Regions from separate parts of the Homo sapiens genome. Here all the other regions are linked to region 2. A link is a loop called in an ENCODE intact Hi-C map of the cell type or tissue named here. Cell type or tissue: PC-3. All regions are shown on one strand. Region 1 overlaps HS6ST2 (heparan sulfate 6-O-sulfotransferase 2). Region 2 overlaps HS6ST2 (heparan sulfate 6-O-sulfotransferase 2). Region 3 overlaps HS6ST2 (heparan sulfate 6-O-sulfotransferase 2).

Evidence for each region. A loop is a pair of places that touch in the nucleus more often than their neighbours do. Peaks named below come from ENCODE experiments on the same cell type or tissue, not always from the same donor. Only the 100,000 strongest peaks of a DNase experiment are listed, where the experiment ranks them.
Region 1: it touches region 2 in a loop (9-fold over the local background); 23 of 110 quality-filtered maps call a loop at or near these places.
Region 3: it touches region 2 in a loop (5-fold over the local background); 21 of 110 quality-filtered maps call a loop at or near these places.

What each region holds. Positions count from the first base shown.
Region 1 is chrX:132,951,980-132,956,979 of GRCh38, reverse strand. HS6ST2 (heparan sulfate 6-O-sulfotransferase 2) reads left to right here. Exons shown (of 5, transcript NM_001394073.1): 2 at 1-172. Among named protein-coding and RNA genes, the nearest start is that of HS6ST2, 4.1 kb to the left of the region's middle. In PC-3, no CTCF peak of the experiment used is centred here; DNase peaks (open chromatin) are centred at 2,439, 3,099 and 3,429; H3K4me3 peaks cover 2,966 bases; H3K27ac peaks cover 3,377 bases.
Region 2 is chrX:132,737,888-132,742,887 of GRCh38, reverse strand. The region is part of intron 2 of HS6ST2 (heparan sulfate 6-O-sulfotransferase 2); the gene reads left to right. Among named protein-coding and RNA genes, the nearest start is that of HS6ST2-AS1, 73 kb to the right of the region's middle. RefSeq lists an enhancer at 4,539-5,000. In PC-3, a CTCF peak has its summit at 2,165 (motif pointing left); DNase peaks (open chromatin) are centred at 937 and 4,867; H3K27ac peaks cover 2,293 bases.
Region 3 is chrX:132,938,002-132,943,001 of GRCh38, reverse strand. The region is part of intron 2 of HS6ST2 (heparan sulfate 6-O-sulfotransferase 2); the gene reads left to right. Among named protein-coding and RNA genes, the nearest start is that of HS6ST2, 18 kb to the left of the region's middle. In PC-3, a CTCF peak has its summit at 2,202; a DNase peak (open chromatin) is centred at 2,011; H3K4me3 peaks cover 694 bases; H3K27ac peaks cover 3,090 bases.

The DNA of each region.
Region 1 (5,000 bases), 210 kb before region 2:
GCGTGGGTCAGAAGAAATGCACTTGCCACCGGCCGGGTAAGCGGGAAACCTGGCTCTTCTCCAGGTTCTCCACGGGCTGGAGCTGCGGGTTGCACGCCGACTGGACCGAGCTCACCAGCTGTGTGCCCTCCGTGGTGGACGGCAAGCGCGACGCCAGGCTGAGACCGTCCAGGTGAGTGCGCGCCGGTAGTCGAGCGGGACCCGGGCCTAGGCGGGCGGAGGGCTGGGAGGCGCGGCTGGCCCAAGCCGGGGACCTAGCGCGCACCCTGACGCCCGGGCGTTTGCACCCCGGCTGGGCAGGTGCTGGGCGCCCAGTAGCGCACGTTCGCCGCGCTGTGGCGGCCACAGAAAGGCTTTCCGCTCCGGCCCCGGACTGACCGTCTGTCTGTCCGCAGGGTGGCCTGCGTGATGGTTGGCAGAGCGTGCGGGGGAGGCGGCCGAGCGGCCGGAACGGGGCCGCTGGGACGGGGCATCGTACTCAGTCTCCGCACTGGAGAGCCCTAAAGAGCCGCGCTCTCCGTGCAGCGTCTCTGGATCCCTGCTTTCTTCTACTCTGCACCCGGGTTCCGAAGTCTCCTTTCAGCGCTCTCTTCCTCCTTTCGGCGCCCGCATTCTTCCCTCCCCCCGCTTTCCCCCCTATTTCGTCTATTTGCCTTGTTCTCCCTCTTTCTCTCTTGTGTCCTAGATGTTGTCTGCTCCTGTTTGCTCGCTGTTTCCTTCTTTCCATTCCCCTCTCTCGCTTTTATTCTTTTTCTCTCTTACCCTTTCTGTTTTTCTCTTCTTGCCGGACTTTTATCACCTCGCTCCTTCCCCGCTCTGGCTCTGGTCTTCCCGGGCGACTGGGTGTCCCTCTGTCGCTATTTTCCGACATCCAAGGAGAGCTCATGGTTCCCAGGCTTGCTTATCACTACTGGCTGCATGAGAGGCATCCGTGGCTCTTTGGGAGTGGCGGGGGGCACCCCGCGGACCGAAGGGCGGGCTGGGATGGTGCCCTGGACCCCATGTGGGGTTCAGTCACCAGGAGCCTCTCCTGATTTACAAAAAATATTTAAAAAGCTTGAGCCCCAGCATGGGGCGCTGCCAGCCCATGTTCTGTGAGCCTGGGCTGATGCGGTAAAAGCTGATTTATTAATAGTCTGTAGCCAGAAGCAAGGGTATTTTCCTCCCTCCAGACGCGATGTCCAGTTGCTAGAGGTCATGCAGTACTGTAAAGTGGGTGGTGGTGGGGTGGGGGAAGTGAGTGCTATGGGGTGCAGTTAGTCCAGCCAGGGCTACTGTTTCGCAAGTCTCCTTAAAACAAATCTGGGCTGAAGCAGGGAGTCCAGGGGGTGCACAAGGTGAGTTTCATGGCCTGGAGGCCTCTGGATGGGGTCTCTGGGCCGGCAAGGACATGTCTGTGTCCCATCCCCATCCCCCGGGTGCACTTGGTACCCTGGACAAGGGGATGCTTTGCAGGTGACTGTTAGAACGCAACAACCAGTGTGGATTTTTCTGTCCAACTGCAGCAAATAGAGCCCTAGAGCCCTCTGACTTTCAGATTACCATTGAGATTTAAGGGGAACATCACCCCCTGGCTCTCCTCTTCACTCTCTCTTCTCTCAGTTTACACTGTCCTTTCTCAAATGCTGGAATTGTGTCAGAATCTGCCAAACTTGTATTTCCTTTCCAATACTAACAAATTTTTTCTTCCACCCCAAGAAAACCTTAGCCCCAGGACCTCAATCCATTGGTACAATTGTGTAAGTCATTGTCACAACAATATTCTGGTGTTTAATAAGTTCCCAAACAATTTGGCAATATTGAAAAGAATTTCTCATACTGACAGACCTTGTAGGTGTATTGAGAGGTGGTAATATTTAAAAAGCTCTTCTGGGCAAAAGTAGAATTCCACAGCCATGACTATAGCAGAGAAGTGAAAACAAGGTCTTGGTCACCATGAAAGCCATGGCCTTGTCTGGAGTTCCATGGGGCACATGTGCCTTTACTGATCCTTTTGAACATGTAGGTCAGAGTATGATGTCTATAAACACACATTATTAATGTGGTCTAGATTATCTGTTTGGTGGCTACTGTCCTCTGGCAGATTCCTTCCCGCATTCTCCAGAAGATAACCAGAACCCCTCAAAGCCTCTTGGATTGTCCCAAATTGAAGCAAAATTATTTGAAATGACATAGGATTTTCTTGGTTATTAAAAGGGTGATACTACAGTAGCATCTAGTCTAATCAAAGAGCAACCATGTTCTAAAAAGTCACAGTTACTGGATTTTACGGTGTTTGCAAAAATGAAATAAAACTTGCTAGAGAAATGCATTGCTACCTCAAGGGCACCTTTTTATTTCATTCATTCCTGCCCACCTCCAGAAATATTCACTTTGAAGAATAGGGATAGCCTAGGGGTTCCAGAATTTCTCTGGATGTTGACAGATCCCCTAGGAGGTTGCAGGACCAGTTCTGTGAGTTCTGATAATCTGTAAGAGCTAAGGTGTGCATGTGTGTGTGAGAATGAGAGAGTGTGTGTATGTGACTGTTGTATGTGTCTGTGCGAGGCAAAAATTTAGAGGTAAAGGCAGCTGCACCGATGGTGAAATGTGGGGGTGAGAAGCTGGTGTCTGGAAATGGGAGAGTCTGCTTTTGGGAGTTCCTGTGTCAAACAGCCTCTCCATGCCAGCTGGTGGTCTCTGTGCTCCTCTCAACTGAGGGGAACAACAGTTCCACCTTTCTGGCCTGGGAGTTCAGACAGCTGGGCCTTAGTTCTAGGCCAGCCACTAACCAGCCATGTGACCCTCGACCAGATCCTGTGTAGAGAGTGCACTCCAGTTTATGATAAGCGTTCATATCCCTTATCTCTGGTATTCCTCTGTAAACCTGCACCATCTTCAGCAAGAGGCCAGAGTGGACAAAAGGATCCCCATTTATCAGATGAGAATGAAGCCCAAAAAGGCTAAAGGGCTTCCCCGGGGTCACTGAGTTTTTTTAGCGGCACAGCAGGAATCTGACTGCACTTCTGTCTGACTCCACAACCCTTGCTCTGTTGACTGCACCTTGATGAACAAGGGTTTTTTGCAAAACCACAGTGAGGTCTTGAGTTAGTCATTCCCACAAAGTGAATGAACACAATAAATGTTGGCTGTTGTTGTTATCACCTACATCATTATCATCGTCAGTCATTTTACAACATGTGAGTTTGGATGAGTTTTTGGGCCAGGATTACCACACCCATTGGGAGAAGAACGGATTTCTACATCCCTAAGGCTTTCTATTCACTGGGGATAGGTTTTGTGGCTAGATTGCAGAGGGGTCTTTCATTGCCATGTTGGGAATCCCTGCAAAGCTGAGCAGGATGGGAGCGGGCTGAGGCCTGGTTGGATGAGCTTCAGTAGGAGCCTTCAGCTGCGACAGGAACCACCTACTGACTCACAGCCATTCATCCACATTAGGGAGGTATCAGAGGCTATTGTGGCTGCAAGCCAAGACTCTGAATCCTGCTTCCAGTGCTACATTTGGGATGCTTCTCTGCCTCCGCGGATGGTTAAGTGCTTGGGTGATATATAACTGCTGAATAGAAACAACCGTGATCACGTTGCCTGGAGAGGACAAAGAGAGAGAGAGAGAGAGAGCTTGGCTGGTGAAAGGCTCAAGTTGTTTATTAAGAATAATATTTCTTTAAAAAAAATCAGAAATTGGATTTCATCCATCTGTCTGCCAGTATGTTGTTTGCAGTCACTCAGGGTCCTGCTCATTTTAGAATTTCTGAGACCATTTTTGAAAGTGTATCCAAACATTGTTGCTCACAAGCTGTTAAAAGTCCCAAATTCTGCAGGCTTTTCTTAGGCCAAATTTCCTCTGTTTGTAGCCAACTCTAGTGTGCCATTTGTTCTGTAGAGGGAATTCAGAACTGGGCCCAAAGAAATAGCACTAGCCCCCTTCTTCATCACTAAGTATCATGCTGGCCAGCATGCACAGAATGGGGTTGAGAGGTCAGGGTCCATGGCTATACAAGTCAAAGAATCTGATCATATTCATGTTGTACCCTAGACTTTTAGCATCTCTAAAATTTTCAGTTTGGATGAGTGATTGGGCCGGGGGTACCACACCCATTGGGAGAAGAACAGATTTCTACATCCCTGAGGTGTTTTATTCACCAGGGGTAGGTCTTGTGGCTAGATTGCAGAGGGGCCTTTCATTGCCATATTGGGAATCCCTGCAAAGCTGAGCAGGATGGGAGCAGGCTGAGGCATCTGGAAGAGTAATTAATTATCATCTCAAATCCAGTAGCATATCATTGATGGGAAAGGACTAAAAAGTGTTTGTTTAGATGGAGAAAAGCTTTTTTTGGTCATTCTATTTTTTTTTAATTGTGGGAAAAGCTTTCTTTTATTCCCATTTGTTTTTAAAAGGTGGCTCTATTTTGAAAGAGCTGTAACTATAGAGTGTGTGTACCTGATCATGCCTCACAAGCCCACGCTTTCCCTCTTTCTTCTCCTTGATTTTGCAGTGAGGCAAAATGACACAACAGGCTTGTGATATAGGCTGAGGCATTAAGCAGAATGGACTGTTACAGCCAGTGGTCAGTACTGGTCGTGTGGTTCATCAGGCTCTAAGCTGTTGGGCTCAGTTTTACTTAGCTGAGGATACATTTCTTCAGCTGTCTTTGAGAGCTGTGGTACCATCTTAGCTATTTCATAGAAGAGGGGGAGAAATCTACCATTACAATATCTGTAGAATTCCAGTAGTATTAATTAGCATCTTTGCATGGATGTCGAACATGGTGTTGGAGTCCTTACAAAGCTGTAAGTTCTCAGGTAGTACAAAAGGCTATTCAGAATTAACATCACTTAATAATAATTTTAGATCAGTGCTATGGGGCAATTAAAATGCTAGAGCTTGTCTTTCATGGATATCAGTCATCAACTGAGGTAGTATGTAATGACATTAAAAGAATAGCCATCCGTTTTTTTCTGTCATTCATTAAGCAAGATTTTGTGAAACTGTTCATTAT
Region 2 (5,000 bases):
CATGGTGCCTAGACAGGACTCTATAAGGCTTACCCTGAACTCCTAAATCCTTTAAGTGTTGAGGAATGTGAGAAATGTGTATGATTTTAAGTATTTGTCTGAACTTCATAAATTAGGGAAATTACGTAGTGACACGGAAAGCCAGATATACATGTGTGACTTGTGGATTATCCATGTAATTGTTTCCTTAAATCGGTGCATACAAAAATAAGAGTCAGATTTTGAATGGGCAGAAACACACAAAAAACCTGTATTGCACCTGTTGTTGGGAAGATTTGGCTGGTTACAATAAGGCTAGATGGGCTAGATGAGGATACACAACAATGGCTCACCCCAATTTGGGGAAGTCCTTTTTGGCCTTTATGCAATGGGCTCTCTAAAGGACTAGCCATGTGGTAGCCTGTCTAGGGGTGGGGTACACAGTGGGAGGAGCCCTTATTGATGGTCTTGGGGTCTGGAACCCATTTCCTGCTAGGCAACTGACTCATCCTGTGACTTAGGGAAGCAAGCCATTGCCCATCTCTGGGTTTCAGTTTCCAGAGGGTGTTAGATTGGAAGGTTTCTTCCAGATTTGAACTTTGACTATTTTAGTGACTTAAGAGAAACAGCTGAATCCAAGTGCAAACGTCTGTCTTGCACCTTTAAAAAGAACCAAAACCACATTGTAGGCAAACGATCCCCAGTTTGAAATAGCAGCTTCCGTCTTTGGATTGTGTCCTGCTGCCCATTCTTTCTCAGACCTGCCTGGTTCCACACACTGGCTGACCATACAAGACCTTTTCATCTCAGCACTAGATGTGCACGTCTTTTTTCTTGACTGTGCTCTCAGAATACTGGGAGAGATTTTTTACAATACTGTTACTACTGCCATGAATAGCACCTACCAATGACTGTGTCTTGTGTGACAGGCACTGTGCTGTATGCTTTGTGTACATTTTCTCTTTTGATCCTTATAATATCCTATGGAGTTGGCATTGTTATTAATCCCTTTTACAGATAGAGAGGAGGGATGACTCATGGAAGTGACACACAGCTAGTAAGTTGCAGACTTAGTACTGCCAGATCCCAGGGTCTTAATGAGTATTATAAGTATGCTTTTTGCATCCCTGGGTGGAACTTGGATGTATTAATAATAACAACAGTGGCAGTATCTCTTATACGCAGTGAGGTAGGTGCTGTTATCCTCCATTTTATAGAGGAAGACAGCAAGGCTGAGAGAGATGTGGTAACTTGCCCAAAACTGCATAACTATAAGAATCCAAGCTGAAACGAATCTGAGGCTAATTGCCCTCAAACCCATGCTGTTGGCCAGGCATGGTGGCTCATGCCTGTAATCCCAGCACTTTGGGATACTGAGGTGGGCGGATCACTTGAGGTCAGGAGTTCGAGACCAGCCTGACCAACATGGTGAAATCCAATCTCTACTAAAAATACACAAGTTAGCCAGGCATGGTGGCGTGCTTGGGATGCTGAGGCAGGAGAATTGCTTGGACCTGGGAGGCAGAGGCTTCAGTGAGCCAAGATCACACCACTGTACTCCAGCTTGGGCAACAGAGCAAGACTCTGTCTCAAAAAAAAAAAAAAACAAAACCAAAAACAAAACCCGTGCTGTTTCTTCTACACCATGCTGCCTTTAGGGCTAGAACAAGTCTTAAAGAGGCTGTGGGTTTGCTTTCTATTCTCTGCTCCCAGGAACTGTGGCACTGCTTTTCTGAATGGCTTTGCCGGCGCAGCTGGCCAGGCTTGGGCAATTCAGGGTTCCCATAGTGCAAGAGCAGCATCCACCCGACTCCATCTCCCAGAAGCATGCAGTACTTACTGACAATTGTATGCCCAAAGTAGGTAATTTTGCCTTTTCAAGCACAAAAAGGTAAATCAAATTATACCCAATATAGAGCAGAGGAAAAGAAGGAACAAATGAAGTAGGAAGAAATGCATTCCCTTCTGTGACTCTCCTCAGCCACTGTCTGTGTCACTGTCTATAATATATACTCCTTGCTTTTCATTTCCTTGCATATCAGTGATCCATGTTCCCAGTGGTGTCTAAAGGCCACCTGTATTCAACTGTTAGCTGCCTTGCATGTGCCTATCTCTCAGTTTCAGCAGCTGCTTCCTCAGTTTCCCTAGTCTTGGCAGGTAGGAGCTTTTTACCTAACCAATAGAGGATTGCCATCCAGTGGTACATATTGGGAACTGCATGGCTGAAAAAAAAAAAGTCCTGAATTTTTTTCCCCCTTTCTAAAGGCAAACACCACCCATTCCTCAATCCTACTTAAGGGATTAACTATGCCCTTTCTTCTCTTTTTTCTTAGTCTTTTGTCAGCTTTGCTGCTCATTAGCTCTTATACAAGAAGCAGAGCAGGAGAAGTAAATGCAGGGAAATACAAATCACTGCCGGATTTCAGCACCCCCACACCCCCGCTATTGTGAATGGTTTGCTGGGAGAGAAGCTCTAGGAACTGATGGGGTTCAGCTCATTCAGAAAATCCTGTTCTCCTTTGGTATTGATGGCTGAAAACTCTGATTACATCTGCAGAGCAGTGTGAATAGTAGGTTCTAAAAGGGGCTGATACAAAGGACAATTCACAACAGATTACGTACAAGTAGGTAATAAACAAAAGGCAAAAAATCAACTTCACTTGTAATCAATGAACTGTAAATTAAAACTAACAAGAGAAATTATTTTTGCATATAAAATTGGCTGAGAAATGTTAAAATCAAAATTCCCAGGGTTGACGAAGATTTCGTGAAATGGTTGTTTTTCTACACTACTGCTGGGAGTCATAAATTACTCAGCCTTTATGGAGAACATGTTGACAATGTAATCAAGAGAATTAAAAATGTCTATGCGCTTTGACCCCATAGCTTTGTTACTAGATTTCACATAAAGAATTCATCAGACACTACTGTTTATGTCTACAAATCTTAACTTTCCCTATTATAATAGAAAAAAACAAGACTCTGAATGTCTAAAAAGTGTTTCTTAAACTAAGGCATAATCATAGGCTAGAATATTACATAGCAATTTATCCAAAATCATGTTCTTAGCAAATATTTAAGGATTTAAGGTTTTAGGAAAACGCTTATGGCATAATATTTTTTAAAAAATTCTCTCAGGGTACAAAACTAATCATATCTCCTCTTTGTACGATATACCTTTTTTTTTTTTTTTTGAAATGGAGTCTTGCTCTGTCACCCAGGCTGGAGTGCAGTGATGTGATCTTGGCTCACTGCAACCTCTGCCCCCTGGGTTCAAGCAATTATCGTGCCTCAGCCTCAGGAGTAGCTGAGATTACAGGCACCCAGCACCACACCTGACTAATTTTTGTATTTTTAGTAGAAACGGAGTTTAACCATGTTGGCCAGGCTGGTCTCGATCTCCTGACCTCAAGTGATCCGTCTGCCTCGGCCTCCCAAAGTGCTGCGATTACAGGCATGAGCCACAATTTATAGAATAAAAAATGAGGCTAAGGGAATGATAGTCCAGCTTAAACACACAGTCACTACTAAGAAAATGATTAAAAGCCTGTACATTCTGGACTCATGGAGTTAGAACTTAAAAGGACCTTGGAGTACATCTAGTGTCAGCCCCACCAATGCCACTGAAATCCCCTCGGTGACTACCTGACACACTGGTTCAGGCAGTCTCTCTTTAAATACTGTGGTTAAGGAACTTGCTCACCGCCTCTGGCAACCGCTTCTTCAAAGTAAATGATAGTGATAATCCCATCCCTGGTGCGCGTCTAGTGATTTATAGTCTGTGAAGCTTCTAAAGGCACATTTTCCTCTCACGAACCCTGGGAGGCAGGGAGAACAAGTACATTTATCTGCATTTTCCAGATGAGGATCCTGAGTTGAAGTGACTCCCAGTGGTAAAGTGACTTGTGTAGCTGGTGGATAAGATAGGACTGCAGTCCAGGTTTCCTGACTCCCACTCTGAGGCTTGTTCCAGCCCTCCACAAAATCCAGGGTCTAGTTTCATTCAAGTATCTCCTTTTATTGAGTTTATGTTGGTCTTGCTATAGCTGTGACCCCTCCCATGATACCTCATACATCGTCTCTTAGACCTTGAAAGATGTGCTTGGATGTGGGGCCACATGCTAGCTAGCTAAGGTCCAGAGTAGGGTGAACATGGAAAGAGCTCAGGGGGAGAATGAAGAAACCAATGAGTCCACCTTGCTGCAAATTCTAGCAGTCTCCACACAGGAATCTGCAACCATATTTATGAAACGTTGTTTTCATAAACTGCTGCTTGTTCAATAAGGCATAAAATAGCCAGTATAAGATAGTTATTTGCTCTACAATATCGTTTCTGCAACACAGCTTCAATGTCATAGCAGTTACTGCATTTTGTTTAGTTTCTTAAGAGATGTGACACAGTAGATTAACCATTGACATCAAAATGCAGAGGTTCCCTTAGAGCTGTCAGCAATCTTGTTCCATTCTTTTCCCACAACTCTGCATCCCGCCTTGGGAAAGCATTTGTACACTTCCACTGCAAGGTCTAGTCACAGACCCACTCGGATTTGTCAATGTCATGGGAAAGCAACAGGCAGGAAGACAACTTTCTATGACCTTGGGATGCTATCTGTGAGTTAGGCAAAGGAAGCTGAGATTCAGTCCATTACTGGTTATCCCTGTACACGGATGGTCCACATCCCATTCCAGGGACTATGAAGAAGGGCAAGGAAGACACAGTAGAGTTTTCCTTCTCACAGAGGTGGCAAGAGAAATACACAGGAAAGGAAGAACAAGCCAGAAAAGACAGGATAGGCTGACTCTTCCAAGTGCAGTGAGAGCTCTAAGAGGGAGGTGACTCACTGAGGGCTGCCGGTTCAGGTCAGGACTAGGTCAGAAACCTGCTCTGGCCTAGACCCAAGGGTTGGCAGAGAACAGAAACAGCTCAGTGGGTTTGAGAACAGGATGGGCACTGGCCACGGGAGCCAACACCATGAGGTCCTGATCAAACCCTGCAGGCGTCTTCTCTGGTGCAGAGGCAC
Region 3 (5,000 bases), 200 kb before region 2:
ATGGAAATGAAAAAAGGCGCTAGAGAAAAGATTCAGGTTTTCTTTTTTCAAATAAGAAAAATGAGGACCTTAACTGTATTTTAATTTCTACCCCCTTGTAGACTGCATTTTTGGTACATACACTATGCAAAATTTGTAAGAGGCCAAAGAATCTTGCTCCTTTTAGAATGTTGGCATTTGTCTCATTAGCAGTTAGTTGCATTGCTTTGACCAATTGTGACCTGTTTCTATAAATGACCATTGCTTTTTGCTGCATTTGGTAAGTGTAGACACAGCCTTTGGAGGGTAATATAAATGAGTTCAGGCAGGGCATCTCTTGTAATCTGGGAACAGAGGAGCCAGTGAAATAAAGATGCTTTCTTTCAAAAACCAAGGGAGGAGTCCTAGATGAAATGAATCCTGAAGGCTATTCTTATTTTGGGGGCTCATCATGAAGATAATAAGAATCCATTTTGTTGCTGAAATAACCAAATAAGAGTGGCACATTCCCATAGGAGTGACCATTCTCTTCCTTTTGGAAGGGGCAGCTTTAGAAAAGTGCCATTATGCAAAGCTGAAGGCCATAAAAAAGTGCCATTAAAGAGAATGCAAATTAGCATGGGCCTACCAGCCTGGCAGGCATTATTAATGTTGGAGGTAAAGAAATTAGGTTGAAGGTATGGAAGAACCATAAAAAAACAACCAGAGGCCAGTGTGACATTGGGCTGATGGCCACTTAAGCTGATGCCTCATGGCTGAGACTTTGCTAAGTGGAAGATTAACTGACAAAACAGCTTGAAGGTTGACGAACTATTTGAGCTCATTGCCAGATACTCTAGAGGCAAAAATACTTATTTTTGTGATTTTTTTTTCTGAAAGTGGCACAGTATGTTCTAAGAGTATAATAGGCCAGCTCCAGAGCATTAAAGCAATGTTGAAATGAAGCATATTGGTGTGAATGATGCATAGTAGGCTATTTATGAAAAATTACTTCAATAAAAAACTTCATGAACATGTAAACATGATTTTATGTATAAACACACTATAAGATTTATGAAAGATAATCATACTAATATGAGAATATGAAGCTGAAGCAAGGTATTTTTTAAAAATTACATTGTTGAACAAAATGGTCTGAATATTTCTGCTTTTAGGTAAGGATCTATGCTTTGCAGCTGCCTCCTTCAGTTTGTTTTTATGACTTAAGCAAATAAAAAAAAAAGAGATCATTTTAGCATTAGTATAGCATTCTACAATCTTCTGGAAGCTTTTATATTTATCGCCATATGGGTGTACATTAAATCTGCATCTCCCTCTCGTTTATATGTTTATGAAGTTATAAAGATATACACATGCGCACACAAAATAATTAAGCAAGTGATGTGTGTTTGACAACGATTGGTGACTTAATGCCAATTAGAGGGTGTTAAAAAAGAACACTTGCTTTCTTAATCCAATTGTTCCCATGCTTTTTGGTTTATGCACTTAAGGAGAGAACCCATTTAAAGTGCCAGAATTTGCATACATGCAGCTTTGACTGAGCCTTCTATTTAATCCAGTGGTCTTAAAAAATTATTAGTGAGGGTTTTAGAGACCTACATGTCATGAGATCCATTAGGACGAGACTGAAAGTACACTTTTTGGCTGCCTCCTTTATGGGAAGGGGTGTGCTTTTGATATGGGGAGAGCTAAAGGTATGTGGATCAGCTGGACTGTTTAATGCAGCCAGATTAGCTCAGCTCATCTCAGTTAGAGCATCTTGTGTTGCAGCCACCTTGCCTAATGCCATTATGGGAAAGTGGCTCATAATTTTCCAGAGTTCAGCTGAATGCTAAGTGAAAGGCTACATACAGTGTTCGTATGTATGAAAGTTAGCAGTTGCATTGACGAACTCTTCTGTTTTAAAAATTCTGGTTGGACTGGAATGGGCAGGATTGTGATATTCCCCTTTCAATGTCATGTTTGTTTTGCTTTAAATCATGGTGATGTAACCATTATTCATTGTAGGAAGATTATGGCTTCAGTGTCCAAGGACTGGGTGCGGGGTTTCAGGTTGTGACCTTTGGCTGAGAATGCCTTCTCTAGAGAATGTCACAGAGGTCAGATTTCTATGCTGACTGCAAACAAACCTGCGACCACAAAATTCAGCTCTTCTGATTTGCTAGGATCTGACTCCAGGATGCAGTACTTTCTGGTTAACAGAGGGGGCTCTTGTATGCAGTAAACCTCCCAAGATGGAGAGATGTGGTATCAGCTATTTTCATTATAGCCATCTTAGGAGTGTGAAGTTGTATCTCATTGTGGTATTGATTTGCATTTTTCTGATGGCTAATGATGTTAAACATTTTTTCATGTGCCTATTGCCCATTTGAGTATCTTCTCTGGAGAAATATCTATACAGGTTGTTTGACATTCTTAATTGTGTTATTTCTTTTTCTTTTTAATATTAATTGGTTTTTTTTAAACATATTCTAGGTTCAAGTCTCTTATAAGATATACGCTTTGCAAACATTTTACCCCCATTCAGTGGTTGTTGCTTCACTTTCTTGAAGGTACCCATTGAAGCAGGAAAGTTTTAAATTTTGGTGAAGTCCAATTTAATTTTTTTCTTTGTCACTTCTGAAGGCTTTGCCTAGTGTTCACAAAAATTTACTCCTATATCTGCTTTTAAGAGTTTTATAGTTTAACCTTTTACAGTAAGGTCAATGATCTATTTCAGGTTAATTTTTGTGCATATTGTGAAAAAGGAGACACACCCATAAGATTGGTATAACTTTATCCTTTTTTATTTAGGTAATATTTGTCCCAGAATCCTTTGTTGAAGACTGTTTTTCTTTATTCATTTTCCTTGGTACCATTATACAAAACCGGTTGATCATAAATGTTTGGATTTATTTCTGGATTCTATTTTACTTGTCTATAAAGCTATCTTTAATCAAGTGACACACAGTCTTGACTACTGTTGCTTTGTAGCTAGTTTTGAAAGCAGGAAGTGCGAATCTTTTATTTATTTTTTCTTTCTCTAGATTGTTTTGGCTATTCTTGGCACCTTGAATTTCATTGTGAATTTTAGCATCAGCTTATCAATATCCACAAAGAAGCCGGCTGGGATTTTTTTAGGGATTGTATTAAATCTGTAGATCAATTTTGGGGAGTATTGCCATATGGACAATATTGTTTTTCAATTCAAAAACATGGGCTATTTTTCCATTTGTTTAGGTCTTCTTTAAATTCTTTCAGTGCTAATTTTGAAGCCTTTAGATTGTAAGTTTTGAATTTATTTTGTTAAATTTATTTAAAAGTATTTTACTCTTTTGATATTATTGTAAATTGAATTTTTTTCATTTTTGGATTGTTCATTGCTACTATATAAAAAGATAGTTTTTTTTGTTTGTTTGTTTTGCAACGGAGTCTCTGTCGGCCAGGCTGGAGTGCGGTGGTGCAATCTCGGCTCACTGCAACCTCTGCCCCCCATGTTCAAGCAATTCTCCTGCCTCAGCCTCCTGAGTAGCTGGGATTACAGGTGCACGCCACCATGCCCGGCTAATTTTTGTATTTTTAGTAGAGATGGGGTTTCACCATGTTGGCCAGTCTGGTCTCAAACTCCTGACCTCAAGTCATCTGCCCGCCTTGGCCTCCCAGAGTGCTGGGATTACAGGCATGAGCCACTGTGCCCGGCCAGTTAATTTTTAAATATTGATCTTGTATGCTGCAGCCTTGCTGAATTCATTTTTAAGTTCTAATAGTTTTTCAGAGTATCCCTCAAGATTTTCTGTATACAAATGATAGAGTTTGGATGTGTGTTCCCCACAATCTCATGTTGAAATGTAATCCCTAATGTTGGAGGTGGGGCCTGGTGGGAGGTGTTTGGATTATGGGAGCAGATCTCTCATGAAAGGCTCAGTGCCCTCCCTGTGATAATGAGGTCACATGACATCTGTTTGCTTAAAAGAGTCTAGCACTTCCACCTCTCTCTCTTGCTCCCTCTCTTGCCATGTGACACACTGGCTTCCCTTCACCTTCCACCATGATTCTAAGCTTCCTGAGGCCCTTGCCAGAAGCAGAAGCCAACACTATGCTAGCTGTACAGCCTGCAGAACTGTAAGCCAGATAAACTTCTTTTTTATGTTACCCAGTCTCAGACATTCCTTTATAGCAACACAAATGGACTAATACAACATGCTTATGCTATCTGTAAATAGACACTTTAATTTCTTACTATTCAGTGTTGATGAATTTTATTTCCTTTTCCTGCCTTACTTCCTTGGCTAAAATCTCCAGTAAAATGTGAACTGGAAGTGGCTATAATGAACTTCTTTATCTTGTTTTTGATCTCAGGGGAAAGCATTCAGTCTTTCATTATTATTATTATTATTATTATTTGAGACAAGGTCTCACTGTCATTCAGGTTGGGATGCAGTGGCATGATCACAGCTCACTGCACCCTCAACCTCCTGGGGCTTGAGGAAACCTCCCACCTCAGCCTTCCAAGTAGGAAGAACTATAGGCAAGGATCACTATGCCTGACTAATTTTTAAATTCTGTGTAGAGATGGGGTCTTGCTATGTTGCCCAGGCTGGTCTTGGACTCCTGGGCTCAAGTGGTGTACTGCCTCAGTCTCCCAAAGTGTTGGGATAACAGGTGTGAGCCACTGTTCTCTGCCCAGTCTATCACTATTAAATATGTGAGCTCTAGGTGTCTTTTATCAGATTGAGGAAGTTCTCTTATTCCTAGTTTGATGAGTGTTTCTTTAAAAAAAAAACAATGAATGGATATTGGATTTTGTCATGATTATTCTGCATCTCTTGAGATAATTGTGTTTTTTTCTCTTTATTTTTTATTTATTTGTTTTTTTTTTTTTGAGACAGGGTTTCCCTTTGTTGCCCAGGGTGGAGTGCAGTGGCATGATCATGGCTCACTGAAGCTTCAACTTCCTGGGCTCAAGCAATCCCCCCACCTCAGCCTCTTGAATAGCTGGGACTACAGGTGTGCATCACTATTCCCAGATAATTTTATTTTTT